Regions from separate parts of the Mus musculus genome. Here region 2 is linked to region 1. The links are chromatin contacts, found by Hi-C or POLR2A ChIA-PET in ENCODE. All regions are on one chromosome and are shown on one strand. Each heading gives the region's core, a stretch centred on a gene start or an enhancer-like site at or near the end of the contact. The rest is flanking DNA. Distances are from core to core; before and after follow the strand shown.

Region 1 (5,716 bases), core at 1,206-3,705:
CTGAGACATGGTATGGTATCCCTCCTATACACTCTGGGATGGTGGGTGTACCCAAACTTGGTTATCTGAGGTCTCCTTCTAAGCATGAGTTGCCATCTTTACATCTTAGGGCACTAAGAAGTTCCTGGAACCCAGAGAACATGCATTGGGAGAATAAATGAGCAACGCATTCTGCATCCCATCCAGTTGGACTCAGAAGTATTTATTTTCCCTTTTACTGGTGGATGATGGGCAAGTGGCCTTTCCAGAGATTGCCCAATAGTCTACAGAAACATTGGAGCACACTAGTGGGATACCTTCCCTTAATGGCTGCAGGAGGAATTTAGATTAGACGTTCGAAAGCTGTTCCTTGTGTCGCAAGACTGCACGATAGGAAAGGGAAGTAAATAATCTATTCAAAAAAATTATCTTGGCTTGGCCAAGATTTTGGAATGCAGGTTTTTGATAGGAAACGTCCCTTCTGATCTCCGTCAAAACCTCTTGGTTTTTTCAGCGTCATGTTCATGACATACAGGCCAAACTAGGAGTTGGACAAAAGAGAGAATTGTTAGAACTGAAAGCCATGTATCTCTTGCTCACTTCTCCAAAAAGTAAACATTCTTGAGGTTTCAAAATCATTTGCATACAGGGTTATAAATGCTTGACAGTCTGGAAAAAGGGTAGACAGGAAGAGAGAAGGTTTTGTTGTTTGGGGTGCTTGAAAAGGGACCAACTTGGGGAAGACATAGGAGTAATGCCAAAAAAAAAAAAATTACTGAATGGGGCAGGCAATGTATCAGAATTTCCAGTTCTCAAGAAATACAGGAGAGAGAGAGAGAGAGAGAGAGAGAGAGAGAGAGAGAGAGAGAGAGAGAGAGAGAGAGACTGTTAGCTAGAAGGGTGAAAAAGAAACGAGATGGGGGAGGGGTACTGGCTCTTTACAGCAGGAAGTCGTCCATGGACATCGAGTTATGAAGAAACAACCGTACTCAGAAGTCCTTATTCGGAGCGCTAAACTCGATTTCACCACTTAAAGAGAGAGATACACGCTCCAAACAGCCTCATCCTGGTGTAGGAAAAATAACTCGCAAAGCAAGAGAGCTAGGACTGGATAGTGGCCCAGACCAGTGTTAGGGGTTTTATTTGCAAGTCAATGAGCCAAATGGGCGATCGGGCTCGTTGTGCTTCGTTCTGCAAGCAAGGTTATTATTATCACCGCCTATTGCTCCACTGAACAATTTCACTGAAAAGGAAGACTAGTAGCCGTGTGTGCGCGCACTGTGCCATACAGGACGTGCTGCTACGTGCCCACTTCCAAAACGACTTTATTTACAAAGCGATTACCAAGCTATCTATCTGTTTTCCTTTTGCAGCAGCAGCAGCCTTACTCAGCCCTCGAATTTCTTAATTACAAACCCGTTTGCTTCTAAATCAACCCCAAACCGTCAGGCAAGAGCCCGGAGGGAGGCTGTGCAAGTTTGCACACACCCCCACCTCCTGGATCAAGGGCAACAGCAGAAGCAAGTAACTGTGTATGTGCAAAAAGGTGGATCTGGGGACGAGGATCGCTGAGTTTGTTTACAGAGCAGGGACGCCTCAGCTCGGATGCCAAAGCTACCAAGAGCTGCAAACGCAAACTTAGCAGAAGCACACGTACTCCCGGAGCGTGGAGCAGGCCGTAAAGTGCGGAGCGGATTCCAGAACCCCGGGAGTGGAGCCGCCCCGGCCTGTGAGCGCGCTCGGTCCACCTGCAGCCGCTGCCGCTCCCCGCCCCCAACCCCTGTCCTTGAAAAGAGTGGAGGTGCGGAGCGGGGGTGAGGGGTGGGGAGTTAAAGGGTGCATCCACACTAAGAAAAATACCTCAGTTAGGTGTACGTGCTGCCTGTATATAAAAAAAAACAAAACCACAAACACAAACACAAAGGCGCGGCTCAGGAAAGCGCGCTCAGAGGACAGGACACGATCGGCCCAGGGCTTTAAAAATCTAACTCGGGAAAGCATAGCCATTCTTCGTAGGTTGGGAAGAGTTTGGCACCTAAGAAAACTCTGCAGGGCAGGGAGGCTGAGCGAACCCCTTTTTCCTGTAGAGGGCAGGGCAGATCACTAGGTAAGCCGGGTGAGCGAGCTGGGGGTGGGGAGATCTAGCCAGAAGGAGGTGGGGAGTGCTCCTTGCTCCTCTCCTGTAGATGCTTCCGTGCACTGGGTGGCCGGGAGGACTAGCTCCGTGTCCCTGAGGTGGCAGGCACAACCTCGCCTTTGGGAGCCAGAAAGCCACTTCGGTCCGGAGACCTGCTGGGCGGCGCCGGGGCGCGCAGCCGCTGCGCACGTGCAGCGCGGACTCGCGGACGCGGCAGAGGACCCGATCCAGGGTGCTGATGTTCCGGGATCCGTGTGTTTGCGCTTGCCGCCGGGGAGGCTGTCGCTCCGCCCTTCCTGAGATCCTTATATTAACAGTGGCCAAAGCCCGGAGAAACACAGCTCATTGTTGGCAGCTGCCTGGCGGTCTTGCGGAGCGGCTAGGGCAGCGGAGGAAAAGAAAAGGGAACGGCTCGGAATTTGCTCCAGCGGCTGCTGCAAGACCTCGGCGCCAACCTCGCACCGGCGAGCGCCTCACAGCCCATCGGCTGTCCCTCTATGTGCTGCTGAGCCGGTCCTGGACTCGACGAGCCCGCCTTCGGTGTTCCGAGCAGAAATCGCAAAGACGGAAGGTGAGCGCGGCGGGCGAAGCTAGCCAGGGCTGCTGCCAGCCTAGTCCTCCGAGGGCAGGGCTGGCTCCGGGGACAAGCGTGAGGCGGAGCTGGGGAATAACAACAGGATGTGCAACCACAGGGTGAGGAGGGCTGATTGAATGCCTGAAGTTCGCGGCCCGGCTCCGGGGCACTTCCTTTATTAGGCCACTTCAGGGAACCCAGGGGGGTGTGGGCTCCGGTCCCCCTCCCCCCGCCACACTTTCCCGGATCCTAGGGGAAGGGGCAGGTCGCTCAGCGCCAGGCTGTGCGGGTCCGGCAGGCAGCAGGTCCGCCGAGGTAGCGAGCTCGGGTGCACGGGCTGCTGGTGGGCTCTCTCGGGGGTGGTGGTCTGCAGCTTGAGACGTGCTCGCGGGTACGGGGGGCTACAGAAGTGGGGTGCGCTCTGGTGGGCGACACGTGTGGCGCGGGTCTCAGCGTCTGCTCGTTTCGCTTTCAGGACTGGAAATGGCAGACCATATGATGGCCATGAACCACGGGCGCTTCCCCGACGGCACCAACGGGCTGCACCACCACCCTGCCCACCGCATGGGCATGGGGCAGTTCCCGAGCCCGCATCATCACCAGCAGCAGCAGCCCCAGCACGCCTTCAACGCCCTCATGGGCGAGCACATACACTACGGCGCGGGCAACATGAATGCCACGAGCGGCATCAGGCACGCCATGGGGCCGGGGACTGTGAACGGGGGGCACCCCCCGAGCGCTCTGGCCCCGGCCGCCAGGTTTAACAACTCCCAGTTCATGGGTCCCCCGGTGGCCAGCCAGGGAGGCTCCCTGCCGGCCAGCATGCAGCTGCAGAAGCTCAACAACCAGTATTTCAACCATCACCCCTACCCCCACAACCACTACATGCCGGATTTGCACCCCACTGCAGGCCACCAGATGAACGGGACAAACCAGCACTTCCGAGATTGCAACCCCAAGCACAGCGGAGGCAGCAGCACCCCTGGCGGTGCGGGTGGCAGCGGCACCCCCGGCGGCTCCGGCGGCACCTCGGGCGGCGCGGGTGGCAGCAGCGCGGGCGGCAGCGGCGGTGGCAGCACCATGCCCGCCTCGGTGGCTCACGTCCCCGCGGCAATGCTGCCGCCCAATGTCATAGACACTGATTTCATCGACGAGGAAGTGCTTATGTCCTTAGTGATAGAAATGGGTTTGGACCGCATCAAGGAGCTGCCCGAACTCTGGCTGGGCCAAAATGAGTTTGATTTTATGACGGACTTCGTGTGCAAGCAGCAGCCCAGCAGAGTCAGCTGTTGACTCGGTTAACCTCGCAGGCGGAAAGAAATCACCCTCCCCACCCCACCCCCACCCCCAACTTCTTCGGTGTGAATTAAAAAAAAAACAAAAAAACAAACATTCCCTTAGACGCAGTATCTCGCTTTTCAGATCCTGAAAGGGTTGAGAACCTGGAAACAAAGTAAACTATAAACTTGTACAAATTGGTTTAAAAAAAAAAAAGATTGCTGCCACTTTTTCCTATTCTTGTTTCGTTTTTTGTAGCCTTGACATTCACCTCCCTTATGTAGTTGAAATATCTAGCTAACTTGGTCTTTTTTGTTGTTTGTTTTTACTCCTTTATTTCCTCACTTTCTCCCGTGCTCAACTGTTAGATATTAAGCTTGGCAAACTGCTTAATCTTGTGGATTTTGTAGATGGTTTCAAATGACTGCGCTGCGTTCAGATTCATGAGTGAAAGGAAACATTGCATTTGTTGGCTGCATGATCTTTGAAGGGCAGATATTACTGCACAAACTGCCATCTCGCTTCATTTTTTTTAACTATGCATTCGAGTACAGACTTAAGTTTTCAAATATGCTAAACTGGAAGATTAAACATGTGGGCCAAACCGTTCTGGATCAGGAAAAGTCATACCGTTCACTTTCAAGTTGGCTGTCTCCCCTCCCCCATATGTACAGACAATAATAGGGTGTGGAATGTCGTCAGTGGCAAACATTTCACAGATTTTTATTTTGTTTCTGTCTTCAACATTTTTGACACTGTGCTAATAGTTATATTCAGTACATGAAAAGATACTACTGTGTTGAAAGCTTTTTAGGAAATTTTGACAGTATTTTTGTACAAAACATTTTTTTGAGAAAATACTTGTTAATTTATTCTATTTTAATTTGCCAATGTCAATAAAAAGTTAAGAAATAAACTTGTTTTCTAAAAGTCAGTCATTTGGGGGGGGTTGTCTTTACATTCCACTTGTTATTGCGAGTAAGCTTTCAAAGGATAATAAGTTTCAGGACACTAAAACAGGTCACCGTGAGCTTAAGGGAAAGCAGGATTTAGGATAATTGACATAATGCTGCTGGTTACCTTTGTAGCATGCCTCTTGGTGTGGTTTAATCAAAGGCTGAGAAGTTGTCACAGTGTTTTTGTTGTTGTTTCTTTGCTGTTGTTTCCATTTCCAGTGCTCCTTGGCTAGGAAGGCTAGCAATATTTAATCTTTCTCACTGCGTGGGGGTGGGGGGAGAAAACTGTTTTTGATTCAACTACTTAAAAGGACATGGACTAGAATATTATACTGAGTGATTGATGGGGTGGCATTAAATATAAATTACCTTTATTTCAAGTGATGAATTTTATTTCTGAGCAAAGGCGCTAAGGATAGACACATCTGCCAGCTTAACCTCAAATAGATTCTGACTGGTTTGCAGTTCTGGGTGCAAGAGGGGGGTGGAAACCTACCTTGAGGCTTCCAATAATATTTAAGTTTTGCTCCGAGGTTGACTCAAAGGTCAAATTACAACCTTCATAACATGTTCCCTCCCAAGCGTGCCCCATTTTCCAGAATTCTGAGCTGCCGCTGTCCCATGCATTAGGTGCCAGGGACCTCAGTATAAAATGAGTTTAACAGCCTGGGTGAGCTGAGTCTTTAAGCAGACCAAACCCACATTCAGTGGGTGTCAGGGATAGCCTTACATAATCAAGCAGAAGAGAAAGAAAGTGTCAGAGCATCCCAGGTGAGAGAGGAGTTAGGTTGT
Region 2 (5,726 bases), core at 985-3,484, 710 kb before region 1:
AAACAAATGCCTCCTGTTGTTGCCAGTCTCTGAGCTTGGTAATACTGAAGAAGCATAAATCTGTGTAAGACCTCATTATCTTATCTAAACCTTTAATGTGGTTTCCAAACAGCCCTTTCTAATCCTGTTTCAGAAGGCCTTTATTCAGGTACTAGCTTAAGCTTCTAAGGGCCCTATTCTGCTTCTGTCACATCTCTGCATAAAAATATCATTAGCTTTCTTTGGCTTAATTAAGTGCCTAATATTAATATGTATAAAACAGCTTTACTAATTTGTAGCTTTATTTTCTGTGATATCCCCATATATTTCTACCGTCTAATGTCTTTAAATCTTGTCACTGAGGACATGAAAGTTTAAGTGTTTGTTGTTATGGATTGTTCTGTGCCTGGAAGAACCTTTAATAGACTACCAGACCTCTACTCCATAGCTGCCAGTAGCACCTCAAAACAAGTAGAATAATATCTGTCAACCCAAACCACATCCAAACATGACATAGTTGTTCCTAAGAAGCAATAAACAACCAACAAGGAGGGTGAGAAGCAAAAGGGTATTATTTACACTTCCAAAGCCTTTAGTATGATATATATATGTGTGTGTGTGTGTATATATATATATATATATATATATGTGTGTGTGTGTGTGTGTGTGTGTGTGTATGTATATATATATGTATATATATGTGTATATATATATTTGTTTATATATGTGTGTGTATATATATATATTGTTACTAGCAGGTGCTTCTCAAATACACCCAACTTTCCGTCCATACCATTTAGTGTCTCACACACATATTTCAGGACATCTAGGGCTTCTTCCACAAAATCTTCCACACCTAACTCTGTACAAATTAGTCATTTATTCTCTTTGGACTTCTAGGATTTACAGGGATCTATGTAGCCATTTCTGTTTGAAATGATCTGATTGGTTACAGAGTCCTAAGAGTTATAAAGCCATGAGCCATAGAATTCACACAATAGGTTCAGACCTTGCCCTGTGCATCAGGACCAGAGTTCTGAGCAACATTAAGTGCCCAATCCAACTCACAACTGCAGGGTGTGGAAGAGGTGATAATAAATGGCTAGTTTTTTAATACACAATTAACAGAAAGAAAGAAACAAGTAGAATAATATCTGTACCTAGAAACTATTTTTACAGAGAAATTGGGTGTATCTCTGACATGATGCCAAAGATTAAAGTATTAAAATGACTCATCCTCTGATCCATGCAATGTTACATAGGTAGGAGTGTTTGGGGATTGATGGCCTGTGTTTGATACAAAGAACTCATCTGGGAGAAGAATGTCCTGGAGTACACACACACACACACACACACACACACACACACACACACCAATAAGTACAATAAAAAGTTTTTAAGAGATGTGCTTTGAATCTTGTCTTTAAAGGATTAAAGGATATATGTTACTCTCCTCTCATAGATAATACTACAGAAAGATCTAATTCTTCATTCTAGAATGTTTTGCATACATCATCAAAGCATTAGGGAAGTCAGGTTAGGGAGATTACTGAGTGGTAAATTGTATTCTTAGGCATGAGAATGTGAGTTCAAATCCCCTGAATCCAGTGTAAAAAACAAAGCACAGCAGTACACATCTTTAGCCTTTGTACTGAAAGCATAGAGACAGAAACATTGTAGGGACTCACTAGTACTCAGTCTAGCAAAAAAAAAAAAAAAAAAAAAAAAAAAAAAAAATCCAGGTTCAATGAGAGACACTGTTTCAAATAAATGAATAAGTGAAGTATGACTGAAGAGGGCATTCTCATGCCAACCTTTGGCTTACACATACTCTAACATAGATGACAGCAACCCTACACACACAGGTGCACACTAAAAGACATGACACACGAAAAGGCATTTAGTGACGATGGAGGCTATGGACAAGTCATGCCTGAGACAGAAGACTCCTGGCAGTTACTTCAGTGTATCATTAAGATATCCTCCTTTCCTATGTGTGTCACAGCATCAAAACAGGACTTGAAAGTCTTGAAACAGACATTTACATATGACAGTTGAATATCACTAAAGGATTAGGAACTTATGACCCCCGAAGAGAGCCTTTCTATACTTGCAAAATTCTAGACACTAGAAAAAAGCTGCTTTATATGAGCTGAGTCAGAAGTGTGTGGGATGTACTCATACCGAGTATGAGGAGAGGATGTGGCTCACACAGGAGTTCTATGAGAAAAGGCTTGTATAATGCAGCAAAGCTATCCCAAAGATGATGCCTCTTCTGCCAACGATTTGTTCCTTTGTCCCAGTTTCTAGCTATATGGCTGTGTCCCCAATGGGTCTGTTTTTAAGTCTGCCAGTGATTCCATCTTGCCTTGCTGGCTTTTGATGTGATGCAAATACAATCTCTAGCCACCCCTGTCCTCGGGAGATCAGTCTTTCTGTCTTCTTCCTACTTGTCTCTTTCTTCCTCCACTAAACTTGGAACTCCCTGAGGGCAAGGATGGGTCTTATTCATATTAATATCTTGAATGGAAGGTAAGAGACTAATGAATATTTGTCAATAACAAGGAGTGCAGTAGGAATAGGCTTTGGATGGGAATTTTTCATAGCAATCGTTAATCAATGATGAATGTGACTTGTTACAACATGTATTACACCAATATTATCACATGCCTTTGTGCCCAGGGATGCAACTACCTGGGCCCAATCTTATGAAGTTTATAGTCTAAATCAAAATCTGAACACTAATCAGATGATTGAATAAAGAAATAGTAGAATTCCAATTCTTGTCTGAATTCTCAAGATGGCCTCCTTAATGTGGAAGGATGAGAGCTAAGACCTAGAGAACAAGTAAATTTTCAGTTTGGAGGCCAGTACTAGGGCTCAAACTAGGCTTGCATATGCCAGATAACCAGGTAACAACTCTACTTCTGTGACACATCTCCAGACCAGGGCAAGTAAATCTTGAAAAAAAAAATCCTGTCTTTAAACTTCAAATTCATTCCTAGTAATACTGGAATAATACTTTCTATTTATAAATCTTTTGAAATTAATTTAAGAAATATGTGTGAAGTGCATGCTGCATAGAAGAAATTGAATACTCAAAACTCCCATTCTCCAATCATGAATGGATAATGAAGACAACTAAATAGAAATAATTGCACAAGAACATAAATATCTTGTCATATGATAAGTTATATGCCAATCCCCTCAAGATATACTGAAAAGCAAAATTCCCATGCATTGTAAAAGTGACATTTTTTGAAAGACAGAGGTTTGCGTATGTTGTTGCTGTTGCTGCTGTTTGTTGTTCCATACTTTACATATGAAATAGCTCTCACAGGCTATGTTGTGACTGTTCAGTCCAGCTTGTCAGAATATTTGGATAGCTGTGGGACGTTAGGAGCTGGGGCTCAGCTTGCAGATGTAAGTTATTAGGGTTCAGCCTTTACAGATTGTACTCAAACCATTTTCCAAAGCTTTTATGCTTACTATCTTCTCCCCCATCAGTGCTTCTGCTTCCCCCAAGAGCAGACGGTGTGAATCAGAGGTTTTGAGATTCCTTGCTATAACACACTGAAACATAAGCAAAACCTTGTAACCTTTAAGTTGTTTTGGTCATAGATTTTGGTCTCAGTGACACAAAAGGGCTAATACCAGGTTGCTGCTGCTGATATAATCGTAGTAGAATAAAGACAGCATTCAATCTACTATGCATAATGTCCTTATTTGAAGACATAGACTTGGACATGGGTGTAAGAGGACAGAACATGGTGGAGACAGAGTTTGGAATACTGCTGTTGAGCAGGGCATGGTAGCTCACGACTGCAGTCTCTGCTCAGGAGTCAGGAATGCCACCACAGAAAATCTCAGGAGGCTAGGGGTGAAGGAATGGTCAGAGAACGAGGCAAGTTTATGGTACAAAAGAAAGAAACCACCTTAAAGAAAGAACAAAAAAAAAAGGGAAGGAAAGAAGGAAAGAAGATGTATCTGGGAACTAGATTTTAAAGAGCATTAAATTTGAAAGGCAAGAAACACCAAAGTCCTTACCAACCATTGCAACCAGGAAGTGGTAAAGTGGAATTGCTTTTTCTGGTTTCAAACAAAAGTACTGTCAATTTCTTGACTTCACCTAGCCTCAAATACAGAGAGATAACAGAGTTTTATTGTTTTAAGTCACTCAGTTTGTGATCGCTTTTTGCATAAGCTGTAAGAAATGAATCCACCTCATTATCAGAGACTTTGCCTTATGTGTGTTAAGCAATAATTCAGTTTTTGAAGACTAGTCAGTTCGGACAGAGGAAAGGAAAAGAAAATGGACATAAAAAGGTGTTCTGTGAAGATAACTAAAAGCAGTGCTGGCCATGTTCACATGCTCTTGTTTGTTGTGAGTGCATCGGCGCCTCAAGGCAACCACTGAAGCATCCCAGGCCATGCTAAGCTCCCAGCACCCTGGTTAAATTAATTATTTCAAATAAACATCTGGGTATATGAGCTACTTACAGAAAATTTAGAGGTAAAACATTCTAACCACATTGAATTCTCACTCTTCTAAAGTTAAAAATCATCCTCTCATTTTATTTAATTGAAGAGGCAAAGCATGTAGTAAATTAAGTCCAATTTGCATGAAATTGTGCATGCAATGTAGAGAGTAGCTTTAACTATAGAGCAAACTGTACGAAAGCAAACACCCTTATATTGTAAGTTAACATTAATTGTTTGTTTACCATTTTCTCCCCTTGCTTTCAAAGACAAATACAACATTTTTTTCTTCATAATTTAAAGCCCACAAAATCCATATCTGATAATAAGAATCTATCCCTTGGGGGCTAATATGTTTCTCTGCTAGCATAGTATTAATGGCTACAAGCTCACTGGCAAGCCTGTAATTTCATAAGGAAAAAACAATCTTCATGGCTTTAATTCACATGCTTTTGCTCTACTTAATTATATTTATCATCCAGTAATACTCCACACTTATAAAAATACTGACTGCTATATGGAGGAAGCAATGTACTGTATCATATTTTATGAAATTTCATATGCCATGTGTATTGATTGGATATAAACTAGGGAACATATTTTGTTTAAATTAAGGCTTTAAATCCAATTTCATACCTATTTCTTCAACTCATTATCTGTAATATATTTGTTTACATCCATGAAAATGTTACCTGGTTAAACTACAGAATTTTGCCTAATTCAGATTGATAGAAGATTCTATCATCTCTACATGTGGGGTTTCATGTGATCACTATGTAATGAAAGACGGACCAGAGGCTGATGGAGTTACTATTGTTTCCCATGAATGTTAATTAAAGATGTAAGGCGCAGAAGAGCAGAAAGTACCTAAAGGAGAATCCAGGCATGTCTGAACATGCTGCATAAGGCCCTCAACTGAGGCCAGCAGAAGCAATACTTGGCATTTTTCATGCCCACATCATTCCCATGGCAGTGAAGACGCATTGCTATGCTTATTCTAAGAAGCACTGGTTTCTGGAAACTTATTTGAGCTCTTCTCCCTGAAACTATGTCTGTCTCTATCCATTCCTAAACTTCTCTTGGCCATAACTGTAAAAGTGACAAGAAAATTCTAGGACTAAATAAAATGGGCTTAAAACAGGTTCTTGCAGGACAAGTGCCAATGACTTAAGCTACACCGGAGACCTGTATACCAGACCTAAAACCATCCCGGAACACTTGACTGGAAGTTGTGTGTTCTCCCCTCTTACCCTTGTATAGACACTCTG

Evidence for each region. Hi-C counts contacts between places; a loop is a spot of excess contacts on that map. ChIA-PET counts read pairs that join two places held with the same protein, here RNA polymerase II (POLR2A).
Region 2: a map of left cerebral cortex shows a loop between it and region 1 (3-fold over the local background). The contact joins the enhancer-like site here to the promoter of Cited2 in region 1. A Hi-C loop is called at or near these places in 4 of 37 maps with a recorded cell type or tissue (Patski, T-helper 2 cell, adrenal gland and 1 more). POLR2A ChIA-PET finds 5 or more read pairs at or near these places in 1 of 5 experiments (Patski).

Annotation. Positions count from the first base shown.
Region 1 is chr10:17,720,773-17,726,488 of GRCm38, forward strand. Cited2 (Cbp/p300-interacting transactivator, with Glu/Asp-rich carboxy-terminal domain, 2) reads left to right here and starts at 2,456. Exons shown (of 2, transcript NM_010828.3): 1 at 2,456-2,687; 2 at 3,166-4,902. The coding sequence starts at 3,174. The coding sequence ends at 3,983.
Region 2 is chr10:17,012,839-17,018,564 of GRCm38, forward strand. All of the region lies in intron 1 of Gm20125 (predicted gene, 20125), which reads right to left. Among named protein-coding and RNA genes, the nearest start is that of Gm20125, 80 kb to the right of the region's middle. Within about 2 kb of position 2,235, at least 1 of the 3 ENCODE cell types and tissues checked has a DNase peak (open chromatin) inside an H3K27ac peak, as active enhancers do; it is left cerebral cortex, where a contact is called at or near this core.